2 separate regions of the Homo sapiens genome follow, and region 1 is linked to region 2. A link is an interaction called in ENCODE POLR2A ChIA-PET data of the cell type or tissue named here. Cell type or tissue: MCF 10A. All regions are shown on one strand. Links, peaks and the distances in the headings refer to the core of each region. The heading gives the core; the rest is flanking DNA.

Evidence for each region. Peaks named below come from ENCODE experiments on the same cell type or tissue, not always from the same donor. Only the 100,000 strongest peaks of a DNase experiment are listed, where the experiment ranks them.
Region 1: POLR2A ChIA-PET joins it to region 2 with 11 read pairs; 1 of 35 experiments calls an interaction of 5 or more read pairs at or near these places.

The regions. Positions count from the first base shown.
Region 1 is chr5:23,003,671-23,010,258 of GRCh38, reverse strand. No RefSeq gene overlaps it. Among named protein-coding and RNA genes, the nearest start is that of CDH12, 150 kb to the right of the region's middle. In MCF 10A, for the core only: no CTCF peak of the experiment used is centred there; a DNase peak (open chromatin) is centred at 2,838.
Region 2 is chr5:22,904,686-22,911,273 of GRCh38, reverse strand. No RefSeq gene overlaps it. Among named protein-coding and RNA genes, the nearest start is that of CDH12, 55 kb to the right of the region's middle. In MCF 10A, for the core only: no CTCF peak of the experiment used is centred there; a DNase peak (open chromatin) is centred at 2,943.

The DNA of each region.
Region 1 (6,588 bases), core at 531-5,530, 99 kb before region 2:
AAAATATAAATTATTTTATCAACAGAATATTAAAAAATCTGAATATTTTATATATTAAAAAATTTTTATTTGCTAGCAAAATCTACCATCAGAATTTTACGCTCAGAAGTTTTCACTCAAAGAAATAAAAAATGTAAATGGAAAGAAAAAGAGAGAGAGAGAGAGAAAGAAGAGAAAATAATATTTTCAAATGGCATGAATGTTGAAAATTCCAAAGAAACCAAAAAATAGATACTTGAACTAATATGTTCAGAAAGCAAAGTCATAGAATGAAAGACTAATGTATAAAAATTAACTACATACTTATACACTAGCAAGAAACAATTGGAAAAGAAATTTTGAAAATTCCATTTACAGCCAGGCACTGTGGTCCATGCCCATAATCTCAATGCTTTGGGAGGCCAAGGTGGGAGGATTGCTTGAGGTCAGGAGTTCAAGACCAGCATGGACAGCATAGCAAGACTACATTTCTACAAAGAAAAAAGCAGAGAATTATTGTGAGGACATGTGCCTATAGTCCTAGCTACTCAGGAGGCAGAGGAAAGAGGATCACTTGAGCACAGGAGTTCGAAGCTGCAGTGAGTTCCCTGCACCACTGCACTCTAGCCTGGACAGCAGAGTGAGACTCCATCTATAAAAACAGATAGATGTTTCCATTACAAAATACCAAAAACACAAATTATTTAAAAATAAATTTGATGAGACATAACATCTCTTTATGAGATGCCCACAATGAACACAATAAAACCATATGCCCACAACGAACACAATAAAAGACAACTTAAATAAATGGAGATATATAACATGCTGTTGAATTGAAAAATATTGTTCATATATCGATTCTTAACAAATTGTTTATTGTTTAAATAAAATCTCAATCAAAGTTCCAGGATTTTTTTCCAGAAAATCAGCTAGAATAACTGAAATAAACTTAAAAATCAAGAATAAATCTGGAGAATTTACAGTACTTAATTTTAACACAGAATTGCAGACATTGAGACACTGTGTTATTGGTGAAAGAATAGATATCCAGGTCAATGGAAGGAAGTAGAGTTCAGAAATAGACTCACAAGTATATGGCCAGTTGATTTTTGGCAAGAGTGCCAAGAGAGGATGATGACAAAAGAAAAACCATTTCAACATATAGTGCTGGAAAAAACTGATAAATTATGAAGAAAATAAATATTGATCTGTACCACAGACCTTACCCAAAAGTAAACTCAAACTGGATTGTACACCAAAATTCAAATCTTATGTGTATAAAACTTATAGAAGTAAAAGAAAAAAAAGAGAAAATCTTTGCAACCTGGGGATGGGCAATATCAAAGTAATGTTCTTTTTAGAAAACATAAATATAAAGATGAAGTCTTAGTCTACTTTGTGCTGCTACAACAGAATACCACAAACTGGGCAATTTACTAAGAATAGGAGTTTACTTTCTCACAGTTCTAGAGGTTGGGAAGTTTAAGATCAAGACAGCTTCAGGTTCAGCTGTCTGGTGAGGGCTGCATCCTCCAGAAGCGGGAATAATGTGTTCTCACATGGGAGAAGGCAGAAGGGCAAGGCAACCAAACATCGCATGAAGCGTACTTCATAAAAGCTCTAATGCCATTCATAGTGGGAGGAGCCTTCATGACCCAACCAATTCCCAAAGGTCCCATCTCTCTCTCAACATCATTACTCTGTCAACATCTAATGTTTTGAGAGGACACATTCAAACCATGGCAATGTCCTTGCTCTAGAAGAGGGGGCTACCAGTGTGTTTAAATGTAATAGTGACTGTGTCCTTACAATAGCACCCAGAATAAATACATTGATTGCTCCATTTACTTTTTATACCTCCTGAGCTCCTTTCTCTTTTGTTCACCACTGCCAATTCCAGGCCATGAGAACTTATTCTATGGAGTTAATAGTTAAGTTACGTAAAATGTATGCATCTCACACTCCTTGAGAAGATCGTGTTTCTTTACAAATAATTTGGAAGATTAAATACATCCTGGAGGCATACATGTTAACTGATGGGACAAAACTCTGAGAAAAAAAGATATCTCATTAACAGGATTTGGGAAACTCAGGTATTCTTCAAAAATTACTCTCTTTGTTTGAGAGAGTAATTACTACACCTACTTCTCTAGGGACACAAAAACTGATTAAAATTCCTTAGCTTAAATAATTATAGGATAATCTTGCTGAACTTCTTATGGTTCCTGGACTAATACCCTAGAAGAGGGGAACAATCAACTCATATCTGAACTGAAACAGAAGTAACCTGGCTACGTAAAATAGCCTCAGGCAGGAACTAGGGTGTTTCTTCATTGTTAAGCCTGGGCAATCTTGAAGCATTGGTTCCAAGAACTTTTCAGTTTCTTCTTATAATGTGAAGAATCACTGTGGTAACTCACAGCTTTTAAACATCTTTTGTACAAAGCCTTCAAGGCTGTAGGCATTGCCCTGCCAGAAGAGTCAACAACTAATTAATAATAATAGTAATAATAATAATAATGTAATAAAAGTTTGTTTATCAACATTTAGTCTGAAAATCAACCGCAAATGGGACATCAACTTAAAGGAGAGTTGATAACAACAATGACAACCTATCCCTGATGCTAGGAGGAAAAATAGGGCTGATGAGAAAAAGAAATGCTTTTATGCTCCAATTCAAGATTGTAAATGACTGATTGTTCAGTTCTCATAGCAACAACTAACCCTTAGCACTGGTAATAAACTAATTCTAACCAATCACTGACAGCTTTCCCCACACATACCTCTGAAAGCTGGCCAACAAGTGACAGACACTCAGGAAAGCCAGCCAAGCAGCAACAGCCTCACTCCAATAAACATACAGCCATGCCTCACTTAAGGATGGGGAAACATTCTGAGAAATGCATCGTTAGGCAATTTTGGTATTGTGTGAACATAAAATGTACTTAAACAAACCTGGATGCCAGGGCCTCCTACACACCTAGGTTATATGAAATAGTATATTGCTCCTAGGCAACAAACCAGTACTGCAAGTTACTGTACTGAATACTGTAGACAATTGTAACACAATGGTGAGTATTTGTGTATCTGAACATAGAAAAGGTACAGTGAAAATATAACATAATCTTATGGGACCACTACCGTATATGTAGTTCGATGTTGACCAAAACATTGTTATGAGGCATATGACAGTATTTCTTCTGCTAAGGTCAACCAATGTTAAGACCTATTGCTGAAAAACTACTTATCTCTGAACTGCAAGTCTCAAAAACTTTATAAAGGATCAGGATTTTGTTCAGAAAAATGGCTTACAAGCACAGATTCTTTTTAGTAAAAATAATTTTAGGCTACTGTCCACCACCCCAGATCCTGAGCAGTGACCTCTTTCTTCAGTAGTCTTTACTTGCCAATTGGTGTATATGAAGTCTGCCATCTTCTGTTATTTTTCTGTCGTCTTTCTACAATTACCATAGGCTACTGGTGATACAGTGATTGCAAATGCAAGATGCAATCACAAATGGGCACTTTTGAGTCAACGCCTTTTTTTTTCTTTCTTTCTTTTTTTTTTTTTTTTTGGAGACAGGGTCTCCTCTGTGGCTCAGGCTGAAGTGTGGTGGCCTGACGATCATGGCTCATTGCAGCCTTGAACTCCCAGGCTCAAACCATCCTCCCACCTCAGCCTCCTGAGTAGCTAGGACCACAGGCACATATTACCGTGCCTAGCTAATTTTTAATTTTTTTTCAGAGACAGGGTCTCTTTTTTTTTTTTTTTTTTTTTTTTGTATAGAGACAGGGTCTCACTGTGTTGCCCAGGCTTGTCTCAAACTCCTGAACTCAAGTGATTCTCCCACCTTGGCTTCCCAAAGTGCTGGAATTACAGGCATGAGCCACTGCACTGTCCCAGTGCTCTTTTTTAATTCCAGAAAAAAATCCAATGCTAATTTTAGAAATTATTAAAATGGAAATATAAACATTCAAAATCACATAAAAAGTTTTAAATTCCAGATTGTATGCATGAATCTCTAGAGTTCTGTGGTCCTTGGTTTGACATTAACACTGCACAAGTTTTAGAAGTTGTATATTCATAGCTAGAAAATGCAAGTCTCTTGACCTCAGTGGATCATCTGAATTTTGAGCCTATGGAAAGAATTGTTAAACCAGTAGCTGATGTTAAGATGATATATTATATGAATCACTTAGGGGTAGGAATACTGATTTGTTTGGAAGGGACAAAGAAAATATGAGGTACGCTGTATCTTACCAATGGAAGTTTAAGGCAGGTACATACTGCTTTGCTTCTTTTTTCATTCAATTAATACTTGTTGAATCCATCTCTTGTGCTAAAACACTGTGATAGCTGTTTGTTGCAGATCACATAACTCAACTTAGAAGTAATTTTCACAAAAGTATGTTAAGGATCAGAATTGGATAATCAAGATTTACTCTAAATGTAACTAAACAACTCTGGAACTGAGCTGAGGGCCACTGCAAAAATGGACCAAGGTATTTGTGATGATCACGAATTGACTATAAGAATTCTAATGGCGAACGTCACTTGGACTTTATTAAATATTTTTAAATGTCTACTAAGTGCTGTCACAGTTATAAATATGTTAATAATATAGATGTGAGTAGCCCCCCACCAACCTCCAATAGAATCTCAATTTGCTAGGAAATGCAGATATGAAAAACATAATCACACTAAAATTTGGAAATGCTATGAAAGACAAATTAGAGGGTGCTACGAGAATGTACAGGGGGGAAAAAAGAAAGTACTTACAAATCAAGGAAGTTATTCCCAGCATTAGTGCAATCTCGGCTGACTCAGGCAGTGGGGAGAAGCAACCACTGAAAGGAATGGGAGAAAGGTACTTCATATCTAACACGTACAAAATAGAAAGTATCAGTTGTCCTTCCTGAAACCCGTTTTCTCCTCTTGATTATCTACCTTCATGAATGGCAATGCTACACTCTTACTCATCACAATTAAACTTTTGGAAACCATTTTTTATTCCTTTTTTTGTATATCTTTGACAACAAATAACTTTACTGAAATTACATTAACATTTTATTAGTTTACTGTTATCTATTTATTTATCCCTTTTGATATAGCTTCGTGAGGTCAGGAACGTGTTACGCTCTGTTCATTCTGCATTCCCAGTGTCAGGAAACATACTGGGGGGTAGGAGGGAGTCAGTTAATATTTGGGGAGTGAGTAAAGATATCATTATAATTATAAAGTTGTATGAACTGAAATCCATAAAAGTTAGGGATTTGACAAAACTGTATAGCCAGAATTTGATCTCAGATATTTGAAATGTCCAAGATGAGGTATGGTCTTATGCACTACAGCATTCTGCTTCAATTTTGAACAGTGAGGTGTATTTATCTGTAGCTGAAACATAGGGAGTGCAGTGTTCTAAGAATTGACAGTTTAGCGGAAGTTCTAAGTGAGAACATCATAAGTAGGGTAAAAAAGAAGGAGCTGCTGTAGAAAGAAGGTGGGTTTGTGGTCGGAGATTTGCATGTGTTGCTTCTTTTCATCAGTGTGACCTGTGATAAGTAATAACATTTCTTAGTCTCTAGCTCCTCAGTTTCCAAAAACAAAAATATTCTAACCTATTTTAGATGTGTTTGAACAAATTCAAGGTGAGTTCAGCAAAGTATACATTTCATAATACGCATTCAGTCATTAAAATGAAGACTCGATTTGATTAAAAACAAAATACAACTTTGGTAAAAATTGGTGCCGTTGTTTGTTTTTGTACTTGATTATATATATGAGGCATAACATTGGATTTGGGGGGCCATATCTTCTCCACATTTGTGCCGCAATATCTGGCATTCTGAATGGGACACACTGGTGCTCAATAAATGTTTGGTGAATAAATATGCGATTCTTGATTTTATTAGTCAAGCCTAGTGATGAGAAATGGCAGAACTAAGAAACATTTTATTGAGGACAGGCATAGCCTTCCATGACATAATACAAATGTTTTATACCCACAGATCGTTTAGACGAAGTCCCAGATTTCATGATTTCTCAGATTCAGGGTCTATATGTTATTTTATACGAACTACTCTAGAAAATAGACGCTGGGATTAGGAATCAGAAATACTACTAGATTAGTGAAGTATAATCCCAGTAAAGCAGAAAGAAGAGAAAAGGGCATGAGGCAGGCTAGGCTGAAAAGAGAAGTACAAGGTAATGTGTTACTGCGCTAACGGCTATTTCATGCTGAGCCTTGGAAAGATAAGGGCTTTACTTGGCTCTTCCACCTTCTTGGCCATTAGAATTTGTCAAGACAGACTATATGAGAAAACCATGCCTTGAAGCAGCTCTACATACGGAGGAAAGAAAAGATTGTTCATTTGCACGTTTCTTCTTATCCCCAATGCCAAATTATTTAAAGTTTGTCCCATAAGCGAGTTAACGCTCTATGGTTCTGAGCCCATTTGGCAGTTCACTAGAAGCAAATACCATGCCCTGCTACACATCCTTTCACTGAGTCTGTAAGTGGCTAGAGATGGAAGGCCGCTTTGGAGATTGTTCAGTCTCGGGTACTCAATTGGTTGACTGCAGCAGCTGCCAGAGTTGAACAGAAA
Region 2 (6,588 bases), core at 794-5,793:
TCTCTGTGTCTCACCCTGTGTCAGCCTTCTGCCTTAGAGGAGTAGCATAACAATGATAGCAGGATGTTTTTGGAGGTTTCAGCAAAGGAATGCAGATCCTTGCCTGAAAGTTACTTATTTAATTGAGGGCACTCATTGATCAAGTCCAAGCTGGAGTGCAATGCATTTTCTAGTAAATGAAGAAGTGCATGAAAATTAATCAGATTCTCACATCCATACATTCCAGGGTGATGGAGACTGTAGTAGGGAATATTTTGAAAACATAAGAGCTGTTTCTTATTTACTGCTTTGGTAAAAAATCAAGTAGAATGAGAGTCTGAGATTCAGTAGAAAGTGTAAAATGAGGCTGTGGATGGAGTCCAGAGGACCAAGGATTAAGTAGTAAATATTACTCTGAGGAAAATGAACATTCACATTTTCTGTCCTCTATTTTCAAAACAATTGAAATATAAGCAAAAATTTACAGAAGGCACTGGCTAGAGGAAGGAGGCTGGATATCAGCAGACAAGACAAGGATTTAGATGGATTACTGAATGATGAACACCAGATGTAATCACAAAGACAGACACTGCAGTGCAGAGCTTACAGAAGAGGATGTTGCATTGGATATGTGAGTTGTTTATTTTTCATACTGTAGCATTTTTTTCATTATGTACTCCCTCAACACCTCCTTCTTCACAGCAATCTACTCAGCACATAGCGAGAGCAAGTGAGAGGAAAGTGTACTAAGCAGGGTCAGAGATTAGAGGATTAGAACTGCAGCAGTTGAAGAGATTGGCTATTTCTGCCCAATTTCCCCACTTTTTAATGAGCAGTAGGGTATTTGTTCCCATATAAAACACCATGTATATTTGACTTGTCCAGTTCTGCGCACCCCCAAAGCATGCATTACATCCCGAGAATAAAACTCATTATTTTGAGAAGGAAAGAGTGGTTGGCTATCTCAGTTATATCTTCTTACATGTCTTAATGTGAAGTCTTCTTGACACATTCTGAACAGAAATTAAGCACTGGCAGTCAGAGAGAATCTGTATTAACAGTCTATCTTAGTCAACATATGTTCAACAAAGGTATGATTATACAACACTAAGCAAAGTAACAAGATACACAAATAAAACAAATAATATGGAGAAAATAGAAAATTATTTATTATTTTTAAATATTCTATATTGCTTTCAGGATCAGATATTTATTTTAAGTCACATTTTATGAAAGATTTGTTTTCCTTTTTCTTAATATAGCATCTAGTTTCAAGAGCCTAAGTTGTTTTTTTAATGAAAATATATACAATGAAAAATAGAAGAATATTCACAATCACTGATTTTTTTAAAATATTTTTTCTGAAAATATACTTTGATGTTCCAACCAAATAACTCATCCTAAGGGTGTTGAGAATTCAGCAAATGCCCAAGCTTGAAATTCTATTGTGAAGGTAACTGAAGAAAAACACATTTTATGCAGCAGGAGCTCTGAAGGAAGGACAGTTAAATTATTTGATAGTTCATGAAAGCAAGAAACATTACCACTAAATCCCACGTCAATGAATTTTAACACACATGCCCATTTTAAGAAACACAATTCAGCCAAATATAAATTAACAGAAAATGAGTAATAAACAAAATTCCACTTGCAGATATTTGCTTTTTAATTCCTAGGAACCATTATTTGCTTATTTTTAAGCTAAAATCACTCCTTTGCTTATTTTTTTTGAAACCCCCCCCATTGTGTTTCAGAGTAAATTAATTTCTGTAGCCTGCAGCTATTTTCAGTACCTGAAGAATTAATAATGGTGTTGGCAAAGGTCAGCCTCAATTTTAGCAGTTGTATGATCTATCATATTTTTGTTTAAGTGTGCAATGTTTATATATATGATTCTATTTTATTGTTTTTGCTAATCACATGGATTGTAAGGTGAGAGAAATTATATCAGTAATAAAAACAACATAGATTTTGTATGAATTTAGTTCAACTCAAATAACATTTATTGAGCACTGATTAAAAACCTGACATTTTATTATGTGCTAAAAATATAAAAAGAAATAAGGTAATGTTCCTGCTTTTAAAAATTCCCAGATAAAGGAGGCAACTGAAATAAATTAATCCAGGGTCCACTTTTCAGAATTTGAAGAGTTTTAGAGAATGTCTGCACTGATTTTAATCTTTGTTTACTATATATTTCTTCAGAAAATTTGTAAATCTCTTCTGAATTAGTTTGAGCAGTGAATATTAAAATATGTAAAGATGAATCACTCTTTGGAAGCTTCAAGTTAGTTGCAAAATACTCCTTTATATTTAACCTATTAATTAAATCATAAAAATAGTCCTTCATGCTCTACCATTCACTCCTGTCTCTTAACACACAGTGTTCAGTACCAGTCTAGATTAATTAGTTCCCTATGGCCATTTTCATGTAACATGTTAGCCTTTTTTGAGTCACTGTGAGTACTCAGAATAAATAGAAATGAATCTTGAAAGCCATTAACTTAAACTCCAATCCTCTGAGTCTCTCCTAAATACCCCTAACAAATTGTCATCTTGCCAATGCTTGAGAACCTCCCACACAAGGAACTCTTCACTTTATGAAGCACTTTATGTTCATTAAATTAATGAACAGCTCCTCTAACATTGGAAAGATCTTCTTTAATTGAGCTGAAAACTGCCTCCTCTTTATTTCCATGTTCCTAGTTCTGCCTTATGAAGCAATTCTTTCTTCCAAATGCTAGTCCTTTTTTATCTAAAGCTATTTTCTGCCTACTTTGCTTTCTGCAATTCAGGTTAGACTTTCTATATGTATTTTTAAAAATAATTCCTAGTCTGGACACAGTCTAGTTTGTTAATGCCTGACATACAAATGCCATATTAAATACTAGTAGCTATAGGTTTGCTGTGAACATCCTAAAAGCTAAGACTCAGTTCAAAGCACAAAATGACGCAAGATTTCAGTGACTCACAGAAAGGAGAGGTTGGGCCAAGCACATAATGCAAAGTACTTCATCAGAGCACATTTTTACATGGAAATTGAGATGGGTCCAGGGAATCCACCAGTCAACTTCAAAAATGGATGTTTGCTGATTAAAAGGATTACTTTTTTTGATTAAAAATTAATTTAATAGCTTCACATCTTAGTCTTATAAACCAGCTTAATACCAAGAGCCATCCAACCACAAGGGCCATTCAGGGGACTAAAGACTGGCTGTCTTTGGTTCTCCTATTCATCTAGACTTGAACAAGTATGTAAAATGTAGTCAAAAATAAAAGGATCAGTTTCCTGTCATCTGAAAACCATTTTTTTCCACACTGATGACTCTGCATCAACTAGTTTTCAGCCTATTATTCTGCTCAAATTGAGCTTTTAACCACAAAAGAACTCTCAAGTTTGCAACACTTTCACTGTACATGTATAATTTTAATATCACTGTAATTATTTAATTTAATGCTATGTACTTTTTACGATATTTATGATTTTAATTCAGAAATTTACCTACTTATGCTAGTGTCTCACTTAGTATAAATTGGTGAGGTTTTACTCTTTCTCTATGTCTGTTTTATTCCTTCCACCAAATTTTCTTCAAATCTGAATATTTCCTTGGCATTGAGAAACACTGTGGCATGTGATTAAAGAACCTCCTATCTATACACACTTCTATGGAGTAAAATGTGTCTCCCAAATTCCTATGTTGAAGCCCTAACCCCCAGTGGGGTTGTACTTGGAGATAGGGACTTTTAGGAGGTAATTAAAATTAAATGGTATCAGAAGGGTGGAACCTTAATCTGATAAAACTGGTGTCCTTCCAAGAAGAGGAAGGGATATCAGAGCTATCTCTCTCTCCTCAAGCACACAGAGGAAGGGCCTTATGAGGACACAGAGAGAAGGCAGCTGTCTTTAAGCCAAGAAGAAAGGCCTCACTAAGAACCACCCTGCTATTATCTTGATCTTGAACTTCCTGCAGAACTGTAAGAACATTAATTTTTGTCATTTAAGCCACTCAGTCTGTGGTGTTCTGTTATAGCAGCCAGAACAGACTAATACACCCACAACATACAATCTGTATTACAAAATATACTTGTATAGGTTACCTTACAGGGTGCTATAAAAACCCAGATGAACAAACACAAATTTCAGGGAAATATTCCATGCCCTTAAAAATAAGCACATTTTCATAAGTACATCAATAATTATTCTAACTTTAGCAAGCCAGTCACATTTCACTGGCACTTCAAGTAGACATCTTAAAAGGAGCTTACTATGAGATAATGCTTGTTATGTTGCTCAGATGTTCCATTTGCAACTTCCTCCAAACATTCTTGCACCTCCCACCTTATACACCAACACCCTTATTTATTTCAGATATACTTAGTGAATCGTCACATCGTAAGGAAATGGCTGTACTGCTTCAGGGAGTCCAGGAGCCTGGGCCAAGTAGAGTATATGTGCAGATCAAGAAGGACATGGATTTGGACAAAAATGAGTGATTCCAGATGAAATTTGTCTGGATGGTAGGCTACAGTAACAAGGTGCATATTTACATTTCTTATGTTGATAGGGAATATCTGATGCTTATAATGAAGTTTTAAAACAGTGACAAACAAACAAAAAACACATCTCCAGGGGTTATAGATATTTGAATACCCAAGGACCAGGAGAATCAACGTGATCTCTAACTGAGCTGAATACACCAAATCGTTTCACCAGAAGGCTCAAGGAAATCTATATTGAAACAAGCCTGCTACTTGCAGGAATAAGTAAAATTTATTTCATGTTGAAGGCCAGTAAGTCTGCTTCCTGGTAGTCAAGAATGTATGCTTCTTCCTGTTAGATTTGGAGAGATTAATACCCTTTGATTCTCTGCTGTGTGGCTATGAAATATCCTATATAGGAACAGATAGGGAGTCTCTGGTCAGAGTAGGTCCCTGTATTGCCAAGAATTATTGACTGAGCAATCCCATCATAGTCAAATCAATCAATAAGAAATTCCAGTGCCTTTACCATTAAACTATTAAAAGTGTTTCAAGGTCTAGTGAAGCCTCCAGAATAACCATTCAGATGACCTACATTTTTAGTATGAAGAGTAACTATCATCTCCATTAATTACATAATATTATCCTGCTCAGCACAACAGATAGTGTCATTAAAAACCATGATTACATTCAAGATTCATAACATTTGTTCCTGAAAACCTTTCAAACCTTTAATAATGTTTTCTTTTTTAAAATTTTTTTCAAAGTACCTTTCTCTGAAATTCAATCTAATTATTTTTCTGGGTCTGTCCCTCCTTTGTTTAAAAAATAAAACTCTTGGTTTTGATCTTTGTTGATACACATGTAACGCCCCAACAACAGCAGAATACATATTCTTCTCAAGCACTTACAAAAATTTCTCCAGGACAGGTTACACTGTGACCTGTTTGAATGTGACCCCTCCTAAATGTAGATGCTGCCAATGTAATAGTATTAAGAGGTGGGTTTTTAAGAGGTGATTAAACTACGAGGACTTCTCCCTTGTGAGTGGGATTAAGTGCCCTTAGAAAAAGGCTTAATGGAGAGTTTGTCACTTTTGCCCTTCTGCCTACTGCCATGTGAGGACATGGTATTCCTCCAACTCCAGAGGAAGCAACATTCAAGGCACTGTCCTAAAAGTAGAGAATAATCCTCACCATACAACAGAATCTGCTGGCTCCTAGATCTTCAATTACCCAGCCTCTGGGACTGTGAGAAAATGCATTTCTGCTCTTTTATAAATTACGTATTCTGGTATTTTGTTAATGACCTGCCTTAAAGCGAGTCCTAATAAATTTATACAAAGAAAGTTCTCTGAGTACAGTGTAAGGAAATTAGAAATCAGTAACAAAGAAATTTAGAAAATTCACAAATATGTGGAAGTTAAAAAATAGACTCTTAAATAACCACTGAGTCAGGAAATGAAATCACAAGGGAAATTATAAAACGGTCTGAGATAAATTAAAATAAACACAAAATACCAAAACGTATGGAATATAAGTAAAAGAATCTTTAAAGGGAATTTTATAGTTGTAACTTTATGTTAAAGAAGAAAAAAATTTAAGTCAATACCTTAATCTTTCACCTTAATCAACTAGAAAGAAAAGTGATATCTTTTAAGGTAATTAGCTTGGATGTTATCTAAACATGCCACATAAAGAAGGCAAAAGCAGTGAAATAATAAAGATTAGACCAGAAATTAGTGAAGTAGATAATAGAGAAACACTAGAGGAAATCAATGAAACTTTAAATTTGTTCTGAGTCAACAAAATTGATCAACCTTTAGATAGAATGAAATGGAGGACACAACAGGATTATACTCAAATAAAAATAATGGTAAGAAAATACTAAAAACAACTGTATTCCAACAAATTAGATATACTAACTACTGAAACTCACTCAAGAATAATTAGAAAACATGAATAGAAAACAGAAAATCTGAGCAGACTTCTAAAAAGCAAAATAATTGAATTAGTAAATTTTTAACTTTTATTTCAAGTTCAGGGGTATATGTGCAGGTTTGTTACGCAGGTAAACTTGTGTCATGGGGGTTTATTATAGATTGTTTCATCACCCAGGTATTAAGCCTAG